Regions from separate parts of the Homo sapiens genome. Here region 1 is linked to region 2. The links are chromatin contacts, found by Hi-C or POLR2A ChIA-PET in ENCODE. All regions are on one chromosome and are shown on one strand. Each heading gives the region's core, a stretch centred on a gene start or an enhancer-like site at or near the end of the contact. The rest is flanking DNA. Distances are from core to core; before and after follow the strand shown. Region 1 has its middle 72 kb from the start of PIRAT1. Region 2 overlaps LOC107985869 (a long non-coding RNA gene).

The links. Hi-C counts contacts between places; a loop is a spot of excess contacts on that map. ChIA-PET counts read pairs that join two places held with the same protein, here RNA polymerase II (POLR2A). Pooled maps may share reads with other maps.
Region 1: a loop to region 2 is called in a map of PC-3, with 7 times the contacts of the local background. The contact joins two enhancer-like sites. A Hi-C loop is called at or near these places in 6 of 168 maps with a recorded cell type or tissue (Caco-2, Calu3, IMR-90 and 3 more), 1 of 37 single-sample maps with no recorded cell type and 2 of 50 pooled maps. POLR2A ChIA-PET finds 5 or more read pairs at or near these places in 5 of 52 experiments (A549, AG04449, AG04450 and 2 more).

Annotation. Positions count from the first base shown.
Region 1 is chr2:37,800,276-37,807,069 of GRCh38, reverse strand. No RefSeq gene overlaps it. Among named protein-coding and RNA genes, the nearest start is that of PIRAT1, 72 kb to the left of the region's middle. Within about 2 kb of position 4,534, at least 3 of the 41 ENCODE cell types and tissues checked have a DNase peak (open chromatin) inside an H3K27ac peak, as active enhancers do; they include PC-3 and PC-9, where a contact is called at or near this core.
Region 2 is chr2:37,763,945-37,770,971 of GRCh38, reverse strand. All of the region lies in intron 2 of LOC107985869 (a long non-coding RNA gene), which reads right to left. Among named protein-coding and RNA genes, the nearest start is that of CDC42EP3, 96 kb to the right of the region's middle. Within about 2 kb of position 2,336, at least 10 of the 41 ENCODE cell types and tissues checked have a DNase peak (open chromatin) inside an H3K27ac peak, as active enhancers do; they include PC-3 and PC-9, where a contact is called at or near this core.

The sequences.
Region 1 (6,794 bases), core at 3,285-5,784, 34 kb before region 2:
ATTATTTGGTCATAAAAGGAATGAAGTACTGATGTATGCTACAATATAGGTGAACCTGGAAAACATTATGGTAGGTAAAAGAAGCCCATCACAATGGATCAGATATTGTATGATTTCATTTCTTTGAAATGTATTCTTTTTCTAGGGCTGCCACAACAAAGTACCATAGACTTGATGGCTTAAACAACAGACACGGATTTTCTCACAGTTCTGGAGGCTAGAAATCTGAGATCAAGACACCAGCAGGGTTGGTTTCATTCTGAAGCTGCTCTTCGTGGCTTGGGGATCCCATCTTCTCCCTGTGTCTTCACATGGTCTTCTCTCTGTGCCTGTGCCATAATCTCTTCTTTTAAGGAACCAATTGTATTGGATTAGAGCCCACTTTGGTGACCTCATTATTACTTAATTACCTCTTTCAAGACCCTGTCTTCAAATACAAATAGAACCACAACATATGAATATCAGGGGGACACAATTCAGCCTTTAACAGTCTATAATAGGAAAACATATAGAGACAGAAGATTAATGAACAGATGGTTGTCGTATTAGTCCATTTTCACGCTGCTGACAAAGACATACCTGAGACTGGGCCATTTACAAAAGAAAGAAGTTTAATTGGACTCAGTTCCACGTAGCTGGGGAGGCCTCACAATCATGATGGAAGGCAAGGAGGAGCAAGTCACATCTTATGTGGATGACAGCAGGCAAAAAGAGAGAGCTTGTGCAGAGAAACTCCCATTTTTAAAACCATCAGTTCTCATGAGACTTATTCACTATCATGAGAACAGCATGGGAAACACCTGCCCCCATGATTCAGTCACCTCCCACCGGGTCCCTCCCACAGCATGTTGGAAGTCAAGATGAGATTTGGGTGGGGACACAGCCAAACCACATCAGTTGCCTAGGGCTGGACAGTGGTGGGAGGTTTGGGAGATGATGGTTAATGGGTCCAAGATTTCCTTTTGGGGGCAAAAACTGGAAGCATTCCCTTTGAAAACTGGCACAAGACAGGGATGCCCTCTCTCACCGCTCCTATTCAACATAGTGTTGGAAGTTCTGGCCAGGGAAATTAGGCAGGAGAAGGAAATAAAGGGTATTCAATTAGGAAAAGAGGAAGTCAAATTGTCCCTGTTTGCAGATGACATGATTGTATATTTAGAAAACCCCATCGTCTCAGCACAAAATCTCCTTAAGCTGATAAGCAACTTCAGCAAAATCTCAGGATACAAAATCAATGTACAAAAATCACAAGCATTCTTATACACCAATAACAGACAAACAGAGAGCCAAATCATGAGGGAACTCCCATTCACAATTGCTTCAAAGAGAATAAAATACCCGGGAATCCAACTTACAAGGGATGTGAAGGACCTCTTCGAGGAGAACTACAAACCACTGCTCAATGAAATAAAAGAGGACACAAACAAATGGAAGAACATTCCATGCTCATGGGTAGGAAGAATCAATATCGTGAAAATGGCCATACTGCCCAAGGTAATTTATAGATTCAATGCCATCCCCATCAAGCTACCAATGACTTTCTTCACAGAATTGGAAGAAACTACTTTAAAGTTCGTATGGAAGCAAAAAAGAGCCTGTGTCACCAAGTCAATCCTAAGCCAAAAGAACAAAGCTGGAGGCACCACGCTGCCTGACTTCAAATTATACTACAAGGCTACAGTAACCAAAACAGCATGGTACTGGTACCAAACCAGAGATATAGATCAATGGAACAGAACAGAGCCCTCAGAAATGATGCCGCATATCTACAACCATCTGATCTTTGACAAACCTGAGAAAAACAAGCAATGGGGAAAAGATTCCCTATTTAATAAATGGTGCTGGGAAAACTGGCTAGCCATATGTAGAAAGCTGAAACTGGATCCCTTCCTTACACCTTATACAAAAATTAATTCAAGATGGATTAAAGACTTACATGTTAGACCTAAAACCATAATAACCCTAGAAGAAAACCTAGGCAATACCATTCAGGACATAGGCATGGGCAAGGACTTCGTGTCTAAAACACCAAAAGCAATGGCAACAAAAGCCAAAATTGACAAACGGGATCTAATTAAACTAAAGACCTTCTGCACAGCAAAAGAAACCACCATCAGGGTGAACAGGCAACCTACCAAATCGGAGAAAATTTTCGCCACCTACTCATCTGACAAAGGGCTAACACCGAGAATCTACAATGAACTCAAACAAATTTACAAGAAAAAACAAACAACCCCATCAAAAAGTGGGCAAAGGACATGAACAGATACTTCTCAAAAGAAGACATTTATGCAACCAAAAGACACATGAAAAAATGCTCATCATCACTGGCCATCAGAGAAATGCAAATCAAAACCACAATGAGACACCATCTCACACCAGTTAGAATGGCGATCATTAAAAAGTCAGGAAACAACAGGTGCTGGAGAGGATGTGGAGAAATAAGAACACTTTTACATTGTTGGTGGGACTGTAAACTAGTTCAACCATTGTGGAAGTCAGTGTGGTTGATTCCTCAGGGATCTAGAACTAGAAATACCATTTCGCCCAGCCATCCCATTACTGGGTATATACCCAAAGGATTATAAATCATGCTGCTATAAAGACACATGCACACGTATGTTTATTGCGGCACTATTCACAATAGCAAAGACTTGGAACCAACCCAAATGTCCAACAACGATAGACTGGATTAAGAAAATGTGGCACATATACACCATGGAATACTATGCAGCCATAAAAACTGATGAGTTCATGTCCTTTGTAGGGACATGGATGAAACTGGAAACCATGATTCTCAGCAAACTATTGCAAGGACAAAAAACCAAACACCGCATGTTCTCACTCATAGGTGGGAATTGAACAATGAGAATACATGGACACAGGAAGGGGAACATCACAATCCGGGGCCTGTTGTGGGGTCAGGGGAAGGAGGAAGGATAGCATTAGGAGATACACCTAATGTTAAATGACGAGTTAATGGGTGCAGCACACCAGCATGGCACATGTATACATATGTAACAAACCTGCACATTGTGCCCATGTACCCTAAAACTTAAAGTGTAATAAAAAAAAAAGATTTCCTTTTGGGATAATGAAAATATTGATTGATGTAATGGTTGCAAAATTTTGTGAATATACTAAAAGCCATTGCATTGTACACTTTATATGGGTGAATTGTGTGGTATGTGAATTACATCTCAATAAAGCTGTTACACAAAAGAAAAAGAGGAGGGAGTTCAGAGATATTAGGTGGCCACAAATAATCAGTGTCTATTACACTACCTTCAGCTGAGAAATTAAGAACAAGCTAGGAAATAACACCCCATGGTCTCCTGGACTAGGCCGAAGTGTCCCCTTTCCTCAGCCTAATTCTAAATCAACTTGACATGCCCAGTGGGAACACTGGCATTGCTGCTCTTTTGCCACAATGCCAATGTCCTTCTGGAATCTTTGGGAACGAGGCAACTGGCTGTGACCAATGTCATCCCTTTGATGTCCAGGATGCATGTGGCCACCCTGGTAAGCACCCCTTTCCTTAGCCAAAGCTCTGAGTGCATCCCTGAGGACCTATATATGGTAGAGGAGGGAAAGAGGTTCTCAGAGACATAGTTTTTTCAGTCCTGGAATATTTGTATTTTCCAGTTAAGTGGGCATTCATTAGCCACATAACACCATTTTGGTCAACAAAAGACTGCATATTGGAAGGTTGTCCCAGTAAAAAATACTGTATTTTTACTGTACTTTTCCATGTTTAGATATATGAATGCTTATCATTGCATTACAACTGCCTACAGTATTCAGTACATTCAGTACATGCAAGTACCCTCTATGGTGTTTACACAATGATTAAATCATCTAACAATGCATTTCTCAGAACATATCCTCCTTGTTAAGCATTGCATGTCTGTACTTCAAAAAATGTTTAACCTAGAAGGCCATCTCTGTAAGATTCAACAGAGCCTGCCCTGGTTATTTATTTTGCTTTTTTACAGCATTATCCCTTAATCCCTGTTTGGCTCTTCTGCATTACAAGGCCTCTTACTCATCTCCACTGTGGACTTCCCTCAGACTCTAGTCACTTGCTAATTGGCTTGAGATTTTTTTTTCCTTCTTGTGAATGTATTTGCAGTATTATCATTGCTGTAATAGAAGTATGTATAGGAGAAAGTACTTGGTAATGGGTGGAGGTGGAGGAAAACTGTCAATGAAAGCTTTTTTAGAGTAGAATATTTTGGATTTGTGAGTCTTTAAAGATTGATGGGGAAAGAGAAGGGAACATGGGGAGATGTGGAGGAAGAGGAAAGAACCCTCCAGCTACATGAGCAAAGTCAAGGGTACTTGACATAGTCCAGAGCGCCAGGGCAGCTGTGAATAGTTTGATTTGGCTTCAATGTAGGCTGCAAAGTGGGAATGGGGCAAGAGGTGAGCCTGGACAGGTGGGCTGGGCCAGAGGAAAACCCGTAGAGCCAGGGGAGCAGGAGAGAGGCTGTCTAGGCCAGCTGTGTTACAACATACCCTTAAGGCATAAGGGATGATTAAACTAAAAGGTTGATGGACATTTTTCTGTGACTGGCTTCTTTTGATTCATCCTGAAGTCTGCTAAATTATTCCAGAATATGGAATCCAGGAACTCTTTTGTGGAGCAATGCAGTGAAATTAGCCCTCATGAGTATTCACAATGAGTATCCAGATAAGCTTAAAATCCATGCAGATAGGTAGAGAAGGAAGCAAAGAGGCAGCTTGAGAGCTCCTGGGTGAAAGGGAAGAAAAAGCCACATTCCATTGCCCGGAGCATAAGTCATAGATGGCCCTGCCCCAAGGGGCTTCAGGAAAACTAAATCCAACCGGCAGAGATAAACCAAAAGTGACTGCAAATGTTTTTTGCAAAACTTTTAAAGGATACTCCCCTAACCCCAGTGATCCCACTTCTTCCTCTGGATTCAAAGTCAGACATCTTAGAGCTAGAGGCACCAGTCATGACAGATGAACCACACTTCTTCCATCCATCCATCATTAATCTATCCGTGTAACTATCCATTCATAATCAGGCCTTTGAATCTCTGGGTTCTATATAATATAGTCCGCGCTCCTGACTTTTGATTGGAAATACATATGCATGCACACACACATACACACACGCTTTTATTTTACAATGAATAAGTGAATGTCTAATAATGAAAATCAGCCTTCTTCGTAAGTACCAAGGGAGTATTTTTATATCAGAAAACATTTAATGACAAGGACAACATCAGCACTTCCTCTGAACATCCTACTTATAAACACTCTTACTTCTTAATTAACCTCCCCATTTTCCAGTAAATGAAGCCTGTTTTCCTAATAGAACTCCCCCATATCAATTTTTGGGTGTCTGGAATAATTTTTAATGACTATCTAGTTATTGTATTTTAATCTCCTCCCCCAAATCTAAGTGATAAATGCCTCACCATTTTCTTCAGATACACACCCCAGCCCTTATTCAAATCACAGTCCTTCACTCACAGTCAGGAACCCGCACACCTGGGAGTTTGTCGAAGAAACACCACCTTGTGTCTCTGCCCATCTCAACTCCTGTCATCTCTGAGCAAAGCAATCTTACTCCCATCTATGACTCCAGTTCTACATCATTGCACTCCCTTGTTTGGGGGAAGTGGACTAGTGGGACAATTTCCCAAGTTCTATTTTGAGAAAGGGGCAAGTTCATTAACTTTGATCAGGATGGGATGGGGAACACTGAGTGATGTATTTGGCAGATCTTTACACTCATATCTCTCTTGGAATCCTAAGATGATAGACAGATTAGAGAGTAGGGGGAGAGGAAAACTTTTTTATGATTAAGAGAGGCTTCATTGAGAACCTTTTTATGTGTTTGACCTTCTCTCCCCTGGTCCAGTTGCCCCTCGTGGAGACTCCACAGACCTCTGTTTATATCATTCACAGGATGTGCTCCCTGAAATAAGCTGAATAATATCCACCAAGATGTCCATGTTCTTATCCCCAGAACCTGTCAATGTTACCTGATGTGGCAAAGGGGGCTGTGTAGATGCAACCAAGTTAAGGATATTGATTGACCTGGGAAGATTCTTCTGGATTATCCTAGTGGGCCCAATGTCATCATAGTGGTCCTTATAAGAGGAACACAGGAGAAGCCCATGTCACACGGAAGTAGAAGATGTGATGATGGAAACAGAAGGTTGGAGTGATGCAGGGAAAAGGTCACAGGCCAAGGAAGGCAGGCAAACTTCAGAAGCTAGAAAAGGCAAGGAAATGGATTCTCCTCTAGAACCTCCAGAGTAAATCAGCCCTGCTAACACTTTGACTTTAGCCCAGTGAAACTGCTCTGAGATTTCTGACCTCCAAAACTGTAAGAGAATAAATTTGCACTGGTTTAGTCACCAAGTTTGTGGTAATTTACTACAGCAGCCACAGAAAATTAAAACATTCCACTTAATGACATTTCCACTCACAAATCCGTCTCTTTGAATAGAGACCACAAGCTCTTCTATATCTCCTAGCACTGGGCACCCTGTCAGTTAGTTCCTTCGGAATACAAGAAACAGAAACATCCCAATCAACTCCAATAAAGGATGTTCAATATAATGACACATGAGAAAGACAGGAATTGGCAAAACTGTCCCAGCAGCTGCCCTGCTAAGCCTTGTGGCCACTGGAACATCCTTTAGCAAACAGTGTTAGTTTTGGTCATTGGGCAGAAAGGTCAGTAACTCAGCAACATCAGTGGCTATTCCCTCAGACATGTCTGTTTTTGTGAGTCAATTTCTCTCTCCCCTGCT
Region 2 (7,027 bases), core at 1,087-3,586:
TATCACATGGCATCAGCAGATGGCTAGACTTCCTGAGCAGAGCCAGGGACTTGCCTGGAAGGTCCAGACCCCTCTGAGTTCCAGCTTCCTTGTGGAGTTGAAAGACACTCCAGTGTGTGTTACACTTGGTATCCTACTCAAGAAATAGTGAAAAAAGGACATTTACACCACTGGGAATAAAACTTGGGTGTAAACATGGTTCACACTTTACAGCTGATGGGTCAATTATCTGATTAATATGATTGATCATTTATCATAATGTAACACATTATGTCACATACCTTTTTTTTTTTTTTTTTTTTTGAGATGAAGTCTCGCTCTTGTCACCCAGGCTGGAGTGCAATGGCATGATCTTGGCTCACTGCAACCTCCACCTCCCGGGTTCAAGTGATTCTCCTGCCTTAGCCTCCCGAGTAGCTGGGATTACAGGCCTCTGCCACGACGCCCGGCTTGTTTTTGTATTTTTAGTAGAGATGGGGTTTCTCCATGTTGGCCAGGAGGGTTTCAAACTCCTGACCTCAGGTGATCTGCCCATCTCGGCCTCCCAAAGTGCTGGGATTACAGATGTGAGCCACCGCACCTGGCCTCACATACCTTTCTTAAGCAGAGTTTTTAATGTTTATAAATCTTACCTCCTTAAGAACAATTAAGTTTCCTGAGAACAAAATCGGTCACTACAGTGGTAGAAAGGATATGGGTTTTGGAGTCAGACAGAGCTAGATTTGAAGCTCGGTTTTATCATTTCATGGCCAGGTGCTGCCATGATTATTTTTTATGTGTCTACTTGCCTGGGTCACATGGTGCCCAAATATTTTGTCAAACATTATACTGGATGTTTATGTGAGGATATTTTTGGATGATATTTAACATTTGAATCAGTAGACTGAGGAAAGCAGATTGCCCACCATATGTAGGTGGACCCCATCCAATCAGATGAAGGTCCAAATAGAGCAAAAAGGCTGACCCTCCTCTAAACATGATAGAAACTATTCTGCCTGATGACCTTTGAACTAGAAGGAAAAATTAGTTGTTTGCTGCCTTTGGACTTGAAGTGTACCTGTACCTCAAGCCTGCCCGCCTTCATACTGTAACTACACCATTGGCTCTCCTGGGTCTCCAGCTTGTCAACTCACCCTACAAATCTTGGGCTTTGCCAGCCTCCATAATTGTGTGAGCCAATTCCTTCTAATCTCTCTCTCTCCCAGTAGTTCCTTTTCTCTGGAGAACACTGACTAATATAGGCACTTCTGTATTAAGAGCATTCTGAACAGCATTATGTTGCTAGGGCCCTGCAATGGGAGGCACCTTCTCACTTTCATCACCTGGAACCTGCTCATCCGCATGACACAGAGGAGGTATATGTGACATTTGTTCACCTGCTGACCCCTTTGTCACAGTGTCCCCTTTTCCGTGGGTACTTCTGTCCACATCCTCTCCTAGAGTGTTTGCCTCAGAAGTGCTTGAGAGGATTAGCATCCAGCAAAAAGTAGGCTCTGCAATTAAGGCTCAAATTAAGAAAAACAAATGAGTTTACACTGGCCTTGGGTATTTCCAGTAGCTGGAAAATCCCACTGTTGGAAACCTACTGAAGTCATCTCAATACAGTATTTTATAGATCCTGCAGCAGCAGGAGATGAATTAACCCGAGAAGACCATAGTGGCGGGGCAGAAAGAAAGCCTGTCAATGACCAGATCTTTTAAAAACAAAATGGCTGTTTCTGTTTTGGTGTATGTGTGGTTGTCTTTATTTTGGATGCTAAGGCGCGTTTCTTTCCCCCCCCACCCCGCCGAGAGTTTCAAGAAAAGAGAGCCCCATCTTCAATTCACTATCCAGGCAAACAACAGTGAGCATGGCTCCTCTTCCAAGATCCCACTCCAAAAAGTGACACCAGGTTTTTGACACAGACAGCCTGTGGGCACACTGTAAAGAAGTGGACTTTGTTTTGACAGGGGCCTGTGGAAGCGGACTTTTAGTGCTCAATCCCTTAAACACATAGTGTTATGAATATGGCTTTGACGATTGTTAGCAAAAGTGGATTTGTCACACAGCCATGAAACCAGCAGCTGTGTCTTTGCCACAGAGTTTGACCCCATCCTGCATATAGACAGGCATCGTGTGTAATTACTCAGCATTTGCCACACAACACAATAAACTCGGGGTCTGCCCACTGGGGACATTTATGTGTCACAGTGGACTGGATTAGGACCGAAAAAGAATAGTTGTGGTGTACGCTCCATCCCAACTGCTCATTCCCTCTCCTTGACCTACCCTTTGTGGGAAGCCAGGAATGCTAAATATTTCTTGTAGCTCTGCCCAGTCCTCTACTTTATTTACACTCCCCCCAACTCCCCAGCCTTAGCCCTGTCTCCTCCTGTGGCAAGCTCAGGCTTTCTTCCCTGAGCTGTTGAACAACTACATTTTTTGTCTGAGATGATACATCAAAGGTATTTCAAATAAAGAAAGACAAAAACATAAAATGATGTCTGCTGGACAGCCAGCCGTGCTCTGGCAAGGATAATATGCAATCTTACTTAATGGACTTCCTGATATTGACAAACTGTACCAAAGTTTCTAGGCCAGAGATAAAACAACTTTTTTCAAAAAGTGAAATAAGATAGAGGCAGTTGAAGGAACAGGAGGTGGAAGATTGATGGGGAACATTTTTAAAGAACCCACGGGCCACTCTGTATGTTTGTTTCCTGAAGGGCAAAATTAAGCCCTTAGAGCAGATCTTTCATTTTTTGGTTTCTTTTCTAATTCTAGAATCTCCTCTAACCACAATGGGCAAGACAAGTGGGAATGTGACTTCCCCTAGAGTTATTGCTACACATTTGTGAGGACATTTTCTTCAACAAGTTTGTTTTTCCCCAAAATACATTTCCAGGCAGTATAACCCTAGAGGTGGAGCCTCAGGGAAGCTACACATGCTTCAAGTGTGCAGTAATTGCAAATTGCTAAACAGAAAAATACAGGTATGGCCATGTGTCCAAGTCTTTGTGGGGCATGCTCCACTCATGCCTGTTGACCTGGCATGATTATTAATAGTTCTCTCTTTCAAAAATGTCCAGTTTGGATAATAAATTCTATGAACACCCTGACTTTCACCAAATGTACCATTTCTGAGGTCCATTTCAAACATGGTGTACAAATAACTGGTTCTACAGCCGGTCTGGTGGTCAGCCTGGCCCTGCTGAGGGGAGGGATGACATCTGAATGCACAGCCAGGTGGCACGGTGGTCTCAGAGGCTACAGTGCTGCTAGCCCCTTGGGGTAGGTCCTGAGCTTGGCACCCCGCTGCTGACTGCATGTTGCAAATGAGATTTTTGTTTTAAAGCCCTAGACTTGAAAAATCAGACACTTGGCTTTTGAACAGAAGGCAAAGCAGATATCTGGGTCTCTTCTTCCCCACCTCAAGTCCTCATTGTCATGGAGACTCCTTAACATCTGTGAGTGGATATGACCCCACCAGCTGAGGCAGGCTTCTCTTAGCCCCATTTTCCCTCCATGATGGGTGGAACATCCTTAGGTAGAAAGAAAAACACCCAACATACTTTTATTAGCAAGTGTCAAAAATGTATCAGAGAGTTTTCTCTGATGTCCATGCTTATCCAATCAAGCTATTTGCAATTCCATGTGAGTGTGGGGTTGGAGGTAGGAGGTAGATTTTGGAGACTGGGGAAGAGGAGCAGAGAAGGGGTTGATTTGTGGTGTATCCTCAAGGCATGCACTAAATATTTGACCAATGAGTATGTGAATAATTGCATCTGTGGAGGAGATTTTTGTCCAGTCAATAAATTTTAGCATATTAGAGTTTTGCTTATCTTTAACAAAAATTCATAGTAACATATGCACTCATTTCCAGACATTTTTTCCTAAAAATACTACATTTGGGTGTGTTTCATTTTACTCCTTAGGCAAAGCTGATTTATAATTCTGACAGTGCACCTACAAAATGAATATGAAAAATGCCCTGTTTGATTTGTGTTTTTTATTTTAACTGGGATTAATTTTAAATGAGTTGAGAAGAGACCTGTGATGTTGCAAAATGCCTCTTTAACTTCCAAGTTAACCATGATATTGATGGACACAAGATAGATGCAAGGTCTATAATTAAAACTTGTCTGCCAAGTCCCACTCTGTTGAATTTGGGGCGATGTTGCATGGAAGCGATGGTTTTGGTTAAACTCTAGGTCTAAAAGAAAAATAAAATAATAACTTAATTGTCAAACCTATCCACATCTATTTGCATATGCCATATGATTTCTAAATAGGGTAAGACACAGGAGCATTGAGGAAATAAAAAACCTGTTGGTTTTTAATGCGGGTGTATCTTTCTTCCCTGTTTTGTGCCTGGGCTAATGGGCCGATGGTTAAACAGTGGAATATTTAGAATTGGAGAACTTATCAATGGACTTAAAAAATATCTCTGAATCTTGTAATCTACTTTGAAGAGATCCTCTGAACAGAGGGCATGAGCTAATTCAAACAAGGAATGACCTCAATGAGAAGAACTGAAATAAAACTCAAATAGTGAATATACACACTCACATGCTGGTGAGCTAAACAAACTGAAACTCAAGTTTTAGGCAGTTTACAATCAGAGTATATTTGTTTGATAAACAGTGTTTGGACAGAAGCTTTTCATATCTTTTTTGCTAGATACTTCATCATCTATTATCTCCTCTTTTCAAAGAATGCCTCCATGCCATTGCTGTGGAATTCAAGACACAGCTCTGTTTACAGAGTGAGCTGGTGCTGACGGCCTGCCTCCCGTCAACTCCTCCCCTTCCTTTCACTAATTAACATTCTTGACATTTGACTTGACAGTCGTATTTTAGAGGGTTCAGACACAATTCTTGTAAACAAAAATAATATTCTTGCTGTGAATTCTTACTCTTTTAGAAGAAAGAAACTGGTGCTGGTGCTGTTTCCAAACTAAAACAAATGCAGTTGATTTTGTCAGTTACGAGTTTTCTAAGATTTTTGTTGTTTTCTTTCTATTTGCTTCAGAATGCACCAGAGAACTTCTCTGTCATGAACTTGGTCTGCTCTTTTAAAAGATAGCTCTTTTATAAAACAATCAGAATGTATTAGAGGTTTTTAAAAATGTGTTATAGAGTGTTTTGATACACGGTGTGGCGTGGATGTCATTTAGTCCTGGAACCAAAATGGATGTGAAGAATACTATAACTGATAAAAAGGAGAGTACTCCTCATCTAAGGAAACTATTTCAACCTAGACCAAATGGGCTTTCCTTTGATGAATCACAAATACCAGGCTTAAATCACTTCCAATACAGATTATGTATCTGTCACATTTTGCTAACTTGGAGATGTAAACTACTGTTCTGATTCCTAAATTATTCCTCTGGTCAAAGTAAATAACAATCTTTAAATTAAACTGAAAATATATTAATAATTACTTTAGAAGTATAAAATGTATACAAGCTGCTTGTATAGAATACAGAATTGCTTTGGTCCTTGACAGACCAAACATTATCAAAATATTAATAACAGCAGTGATAGTATATTGCTGACATTATACATTTACATCAGCAAATTTCTTTCCCAGAATATCCTGAAACTCTAAAACTATGAATCGAAGTCAGCTTATACTTAATAGCAATTTTTATTTACTATGTGCATTAGTTACTGGCTATCTTTTAACTGTTCCCCCTTTCTTTAACAAAGAATGATAGGTTTTCCATTTCAAAAGTAAGATAGATCAAAGTGGGACTTTTTATTTATACAATTAAGTACAGTCTTATCCCTTCTTTTCAACTATATTTTGAAATAATTTTAGACTCAGTTGCCAAAATAGTATAGAGAGTTCCCTCTCACCCTTCACTCAACTTCTATTATGAGCATCTTTCATGACCCACCACAGTACAATGATCAAATCTGCTTTAACATTAACCCAATACTAATAATCAAAGATCTTATTCAAATTTTGCAAGTTTTTCCACTAATGTCCATTTTCTGACACAGGAGCCAATCCAGGATCCCATGTTGCTCTTACATCCTTTCAACATGCACGCAGCCTTTTCTGAGCACTTCCTTTCTGTCTGTCGAGCTCTTTTAAAAGAATGACTCAACTGTTTTTACAAAGTTGATACATGCCCATTACAATAAATTCAAGCCACACAGAAAACTACAAAGAGCAACAGAAAAATTATACAAACTCTTGCTGCCAATGAAAGAGCAGCTATTAACATTGGATAAAAATTGTCCTGCACATCTGTTTATACATCCATACAGTTTAGAAAATAAAAAGGTAGAATTTTGATGAAATAGAATCCATTTTTATAATAAAAGCAGCCATTAGACATATGAAATGTGATTTTAAATAAAAGGTATTAAATGTAAGTTTCCTTTAACAGAAGAAAAAGAAACTAAAATATAATTGGATACGCTGGATTTCAGGTAAATTTTTCTTCACAGAAGACTTTATTTTCTAACATCTCTCTAAAGCCAAGAAAAAGATTGTGAAAAACATTTAGACATTCATCATACTTAGCTTGTGTTGACTTATAAATCACCCCCAAAACACTGTGGCTGAAAACAAACACCATTAATCATTGCTGCAGACCTGCAGGTCTGTAGGGGTGGTCCTGCTGATATGGCTTGGCTGATCTTGGGTGAATGAGTTAGGACATGGGTCAACTGGAGCTTGACTGGCCTAGAATCACCTCACTCATGTGGTAGTTGATTATCTCTTGGCAGGGACAGTGGGGGTGACTTGGCCCTGCGATCTCTCATACTCCAGCAGGATGGCCCAGGCTTGTTCACAAAATGGTAGCAGGGCTGTGAGAAAGGGAGTGAAAGTATGCAAGGCCTCTTCGGGCTGTAAGCTCAGGGCTGCCATGAAATAATTTTCACCACATGCTATGGGTCAAAGCAAGCCATGAGACCAGCCTAGATTCAGGGCTGGTTATCCATATTATTTTTATGTACTGGTATTGGTCACTCAAGTAAGTTTTCATTAGAGCATTATTCTCTCACTGCAGATTTAAGCATTTGTTCTGGG